2 separate regions of the Homo sapiens genome follow, and region 2 is linked to region 1. A link is a contact called in ENCODE Hi-C data. All regions are on one chromosome and are shown on one strand. Each heading gives the region's core, a stretch centred on a gene start or an enhancer-like site at or near the end of the contact. The rest is flanking DNA. Distances are from core to core; before and after follow the strand shown.

Region 1 (3,320 bases), core at 431-2,930:
GTTGGGGGGCGGTAGGTAAGCAGAAACTTAAGTGTGATGGGCATACTCATTTGATCACAGTGATGGTTTAAGGGGTTATACATATGTCAAAACTGATAAAAATTATACACTTTAAGTATGCTCTATATATTCTATGCCAATTATACTTCAGTAAATATATCTAAAAAAACCCTACAACTCAGATGTCAGATTTTGAAGACGGTGGAAAAGATGCAGAATGGAAATTTCAGTTAAAGGCCTCAGTGATGTTTGTGAGTTATCCAAGTATTCAAGGAATCCATGCTTCCTCCATCTAGCTGAGACTCGGCAGAGTTTAATGAGCAATCTCAATACTATTCTCCAGAAATGGTGTCATCCACCATACTATGGCTGTTTTCAGGAAGAGAATGACCTAATCAGTATAAAATGAACTCCATGTCTTGTGAGAGATTTATAATTAAACACATAATCCACATTTACAAACATTTTTAAAGGGCTTTTCTACCTGTAGGAGAGGATTAATATTGAGAGTGAACTTTTTGCAAGTTTTCCAACACACTAGTTTATCTCTAAGAGCCTCAGTTTCCTCATCTATAAAATACCATAAGAAATAAGAAAAAACAGGAAACTAAAAAGAGCAGGCTTTGCCAGAGCTATTAATTATTCTTTTTTGGGCAGAGCCAAAACTCAAGAAATGGAAGTCTCTCTTCCATTTCTAGACTTTTTTAGAGAGATCCATGAGGAAGTTCCCCTCCATAGCTTTGGCCGACCATCACACCGGTCAAGAAGGCATCCAGCCTCTCCCAGGCTCAGCCTGTGACGGAAAACCACACTGATTTACTAGGATAGCCTTGAGCTCTCTCATTAGCCCTCACGTGTTCTGAACGTTAGAGCTAACTTTCCAGACCCTCATTATTTGTTGAAAGGCTGGATGGGGAAAATCTCAACCAGATCTCCATGCCTACTTGCAAGGAGAGGTAGTTTTTGCAGGGTGGCCTGTGTTCTCCAGATGCAGAGCCATACAGGGCCTTGCTTCTTTACGGGAGATACAAAAACTCGGCCCTAATAAACAGAAATAGTGGTTGAGCCCACAAACTAGCATTAAGTTGTCCTAACTGTAATTTCCAGCTCCGTCACTTGCTGTGTGGGACCTTATTATCTCCAAAACCCAATTTTTTCAACTTCACAATGGAATTAAAACAATCTAATTTTTCAAAATGGGGTTAACTTCCACTGTAAGTTACAGTATATTGGCCAATAATTAACTTGAACACTAAAGCTGGCATTTAACAGATCAATTCAACTGTTTTCTAAGTAAATACTTAAACGCTTAAAAAACCGTAATTTACTGAGAAAACAAAGCTTTCTTTCTAGGTTAAGAATTTGAGAAAACAAGACCCAGAAGCAAACTAAAATCAAGTCCTAAAATGGTACAAACCTCAAAAAGCCAATCAGGTTTGCCAATAAAGCTCCGCCTCCGTGCAAACTCTGCCCACTTCCGGCTTCCCCACCCACCTTCTACCAGTGGAACCCCGCCCCTCTCTGCGAGGTCCCGCCCCCCACACCTGATCCTGGTTCCCATTGGGCGAATCTGGATGCTGTATACACAGCCGACACACGCACATTAGGCTGGGGCGTCTTCGCGCCTGCGCAGCTGCGCTGTCAGGCGGCTGAAAACGGGGGGGTTGGGGGGAGGGGGGCGGAGGTCGTGCCGAATCTTCCTCCGTAATAAGAAGCGACGTGTCCCACTGTCCTGGCTCCGTGGGTCCAGTGAGATTGGGCCTGGGCGCTGGAGCTGCTGTGGCTCCCGCCGCGGCGGCTGCCATGGAGGCCATGCCAGAGCCCAGAACTCACGCCGGGGGAGGCCGAGACAGCCGGCGGTACTCATAGATGAGGCAGCGGCGGCGGCGGCGGCGGCGGCAGCCCGGGCTCTCCATGAGCAGGCGGCGGCGGCGACGGGTGCGGCGGCACCGGCAGTTTTCGGTCCCCAGGGAGGTACGAGGAGTTTGCTTCCTGGTGGACGGAGACTGGCCGGTGTGGGAACGCCTTCCGCGGCCCGGCCCTCCAGCCTATTTGTCCGCAGTTCTGAGCACTCGGCGGGGCACTGCCCGGGCAGAGGCGGGGGCGCCCAGCCGACTCGCGGGCCCCTAACTCGGGGACCCGCCCGCCTCGGTGCCAGGCCTCCCGGGCGCGGCTGCCCAGGGCCAGGGTGGGCGTGGCCGGAACGTGGGGGCTCCCCGGGGGCGCACGCCTAGCGTCCGCCTTGTCCCTGTCCCGAAGTCCCGCGCTGCTGGGAGCGGTAGCGCGTGGCTGTACAGGCGTATTTTAGGCGCTGATTTGAGAGGGGACTTTTAGAATCCCTGAGTCCTTAGGGAGTCTGGCGTTCAATGCCTTGGGCATGTGGTGGGGTCCTCACGGCTAGCTTGGGGTACCAATTTCCTCCCTTGGAAGTCACCACGAAAGAAAGATGTTTTGTCAAAGAAATAGAGGTCAGGAGAGTTTTCCAGGTTTATTCAAATTGGAGGGCCCGTAGAGCCTGGAGAATAAAGCCAGCGGAATACATCCTCCAGTCCTTCTAATTACAGTTCCTAGCTAAACAGCTAAGACAATTTTAAGTAAAGCTCTTCACAGCTATCTTTCCATCATTTTTCCCCACCCCTCATTTTTATTGCAATTTACTTTGGAACAAATCACCAAATTCATGATGAAACTAGTATCCTCTAGTTCTTCCAAACCTTCCCTCCTCCCGTTTTTTCCAGAGAAAGACTAAAGTTTCATGCCACATATGTCATTATAGTTTAATTCTCTTAGAGTGTAAGGGTAGTTACACTTCATTTGGTCATGTCTGAAGATAATGTGAAGAAAATATCCTAGAGATTTATGCTTCCTTCCCAATGCACTATTTTAGGAATCCGAACTCAGGCTCTTTAAGCAATCTTAAACCTTGCTACAAAGTTCTTTAAAATTCAACGGAAATAAATCAAACCATAAAGTTATTTTCGTTTTTAAAGTATTTGAATGCATAACTGTTTTTTAAAATCTTTGTAAACAAAACGAATCAGTATCTATTACGAAGAAACTGAGTTTGTGTTTTCCTAGGCTGCAGATTTGCCACACCCTCTTCTTCCTAAGTGGATGACTAGAATCAATGTGTTGGCCAACTAGATATAAACATCCACTCTTCATACTAAATATAGTTACTGGATATTTTAGAGTCCACAGTATCTTGCTTCAAACTGAAAACACTGTGTTCATGTGTGTTTAATATATTGCAGAAGTGAATTTTTACTCGCGTTGCAGAATGTTTTGGACTTAGTTTCTTACACAAATAAAACACGTAG
Region 2 (3,320 bases), core at 1-2,500, 7.7 Mb after region 1:
GGGCAAAGCATATGACAAAGGCCAGCCTGGACAATATAGTGAAACCTCGTCTCTACCAAAAAAAAAAAAAAAATCAGCCGGGCATGGTGGCTCCAGTGCCTGTAGTCCCAGCTACTTGGGAGGCTGAGGTGGGAGGACTGCTTGTGCCCAGGAGGTGGAGGTTTGTAGTGAACTGTCACTACAGCCTGGGCGACAGAGCGAGACCCTGCATGAAAAAAAGGAAAAAAAAAAAAAAAAGCATAGGACAAAGGATGGTGAGGTAAGAAAAGCTGGGTCTTTGTTGCTCCAATAAACGTAGCAATGTCTTTCACAAGGATACTGAATTCGTAATGTGCTGTGTATTCTAAAGAAAACAAATTATTTCCTTTTAATTTTGCACTACTTGCTAATCTTATTTCCAAATAGGAAAAAAAAAAGTCAACAACTATGTGCCGGCCCAATATACGTTAGTCGATCTGATTATTCCTCGGTTCTTCACAGCAGTAACACAGCATGTATTTTCTCTCTCAGGCCCAGGAATAGCGCCACCATCTACCATACACAGGTCCAAGGCTTCGATACATGTGGAATTTAAACAGTACAGAATATTCTACTTCCTCTCCAGGCAATCATCATACTTACAAGTCTGTTTCTGCCTTTTTCCCAAAACTTAAGCCCAGAGCATCTTCCCAAATTCTACGTTTGAAAGAACCAGCTTCCCCCTGCTCACAGATCGCTTCAACATCCATCTGATACTACTACTACTCTTCCTTAAGAGACATTTCCCTTGGCCTTGGGAGGAAAGGGTCTTTCACTTAAGAGCTCCGATTCTCCCCGTCGCCCCTTTCCATCCCCTCGACCCACAAAGGGCTCCGGTGTTTCCCGCCGTTCATGCAGCGAAAAGAGAAAGCAAAATGCCCTCAGGAGGCTCCAGGTGAGGCCCTTCGGTGCCCCAGAGACGGGTGTCTTAAGTCAGACTCCGGAGCTGTGCAGTGCAGCCCTGGCTACAGAAAGCTGCTTCGTCTGAATCCCCGGGTCTGCAGGCAGAGCCCACAGCCTGAAGGGCCAGCGCTGTCACCTACCTGCCCGGGACCTGCGGGCGGGGACCTGGGCCGTTCCCGAGGCCGCGCGGCCAACAGTTCCCGCCGCCACGCGACGGAGGAGGAGGCAGAAGACGGGGCCGTGCCAGACTAGCCGGGTAGCCTGGAACCACTTCGCCAACCTGCAAAGGCGTAGCACTTCTCCCTCCCAGCCTGCAGCCGCCACCGACTCGGCGGAGTCGGCCTCCTGGGAAAAAACAACCTGCGAAGCTCCTCCTTCTCCTCGTGCTCCCTACGCGAGGCACTCTCTAACCAATGGGAAACGTGGTGGGCGGAGCGAGAGTGACAGACGATTACAGAGTCCTCCCGCCGGCGCGAACGGGCGGTGCAGTAGCAGGGCCAATCAGCAGCGTGGGTGGGAAGTACAGGGGCGGGAGAAAGTAGGGAAATTACGCGCCCAATCAGATCTCGGGGCCCTCGAGCGACGGGTCCTGCGGCCCGTGGCCTTCCGAGCGCGGCGCTCAGGGGGCGTGCCTGCCTGGGCCAATCGGCGCGAGCCCACAGTGCGGAGCGAGCGCCTCAAATGCTCGGGTTTCTCAGCTGATTGTCTCCAGCCGAGAGTTGTTTTTTGCAGCTACGGAGCCGAGCCGCAGCAGGAGGAGCCGAGACCCCCGGGGGGTGGGGGGAAAGAGGAGGCGGGGTCCGGGGGAGCCGCGGCTGCTTTGCGCTGGACTCCGGGTCCCGTCACGGCGCTTCCTGGGGTTAGAGGCTGGGGTGGGTGGGGGGTAAGGGGGCAGTCCTTCTCCCCTTCGACGGCGGCTCCGAGTCCAGCCCCTTCCTTCCCGCGCTCGCTCGCCCGGCCCCCAGCCCCCTCATGAGGGTGTCCGTGCCGGGTCCGGCGGCCGCTGCCGCCCCCGCAGCCGGCCGCGAGCCCTCCACGCCCGGCGGGGGCAGCGGAGGCGGAGGCGCCGTCGCTGCAGCCTCAGGCGCCGCGGTGCCGGGCTCCGTGCAGTTGGCGCTGAGCGTCCTGCACGCCCTGCTCTACGCCGCGCTGTTCGCCTTTGCCTACCTGCAGCTGTGGCGGCTGCTCCTGTACCGCGAGCGGCGGCTGAGTTACCAGAGCCTCTGCCTCTTCCTCTGTCTCCTGTGGGCAGCGCTCAGGACCACCCTCTTCTCCGCCGCCTTCTCGCTCAGCGGCTCCCTGCCCTTGCTCCGGCCGCCCGCTCACCTGCACTTCTTCCCCCACTGGCTGCTCTACTGCTTCCCCTCCTGTCTCCAGTTCTCCACGCTCTGTCTCCTCAACCTCTACCTGGCGGAGGTAAGGCGGGAGGGCCGGCATGCGGGGCCCGGGCGGGTGCGCGGGGCCGCCGGGATCAACTCCCGCTGAGGACCAGCGGGGGCGGGGGGTGGGCAGCGAGAGGCGGACTGGAAACCAGCCTGGGGAAACTGAGGCACACCTGGAGTGTGAGCCAGTGTTTTCGCCTTAAACTTAAGTGGCTGATTGGCTTGATTACTGAGGGGTTCGGGCTAGGGGGTGAGTGAGTGAGTGTGTGTGTCTGACAACTTAAAACAGCAACGGAACGAACCCTTTGTTCGGTGTTCTGGCCCTCCGAGGTAAGGCGTTGGTGGCACCAACAAAGTGGCATCGCAAGAAGTAGCAGCCCCGGTGGCTCTGCCGAAGCCGGACTGTGTTGAGGGAGGTTGGATGCTGAGGTAGCAGCAGCTCTGCTGAAGCTGGACTGCTGCCAGCCATTACGTCACCAGGCAGAGCTGTTCCTCTGCTATTGTTGCTGCGTTTCTTTTATTAGAAGCTTATATTCCCTCCTGCATCTCCTTTCCTGTGGCTCGATAAGCCTCACATAAATTTCGTTCGATAGTTCCCCAGCAGGGTTGATGATCAATAACCAATGCTGAGGATCAGGATAAGGACCTCCATAAAGCCCTTAATGTTTGCCCCAGTTGCTTCGTGCTTTAGCGGTTTATCCTACCTCCTATTAGCATAGTCTTTTTTGGAGCTAATTAAGAGAAAAAAATACTAGCTTAACCTGTGCCTATTGCAGAAACAAAACCACCAAACTGTTTTTGCAATAACTTGCTTAATATCTGGAACCTAATCACACCCCCTTTCTCTTTTATGGGGAATTGCTGGTTGGATTGCATTGTTCTGCAGCGCTTAGGTATTTGACCCATTTCAAACAGGTTTGGGAGTGTAAGGTTGTCAATCATGTGTGTCAGCTTGTGGTATTTAAGCCATAATATTTTAAGACTTTCCCCCAAAAAAGTCCTCCTTCCCACCAAAAG

Evidence for each region. A loop is a pair of places that touch in the nucleus more often than their neighbours do. Pooled maps may share reads with other maps.
Region 2: a pooled map shows a loop between it and region 1 (13-fold over the local background). The contact joins the promoter of TXNDC16 here to the promoter of DORIP1 in region 1. A Hi-C loop is called at or near these places in 7 of 50 pooled maps.

Annotation. Positions count from the first base shown.
Region 1 is chr14:44,895,595-44,898,914 of GRCh38, forward strand. It overlaps DORIP1 (dopamine receptor interacting protein 1), which reads left to right and starts at 1,681. Exons shown (of 5, transcript NM_001017923.2): 1 at 1,681-1,974. It overlaps LOC101927418 (a long non-coding RNA gene), which reads right to left. Exons shown (of 3, transcript NR_110050.1): 3 at 3,314-3,320. RefSeq lists enhancers at 1,326-1,375, 2,000-2,499 and silencers at 1,866-1,995, 2,016-2,335.
Region 2 is chr14:52,551,255-52,554,574 of GRCh38, forward strand. It overlaps TXNDC16 (thioredoxin domain containing 16), which reads right to left and starts at 1,251. Exons shown (of 21, transcript NM_020784.3): 1 at 1,062-1,251. It overlaps GPR137C (G protein-coupled receptor 137C), which reads left to right and starts at 1,582. Exons shown (of 7, transcript NM_001099652.2): 1 at 1,582-2,337. The coding sequence starts at 1,894. RefSeq lists silencers at 1,772-1,841, 1,852-2,051.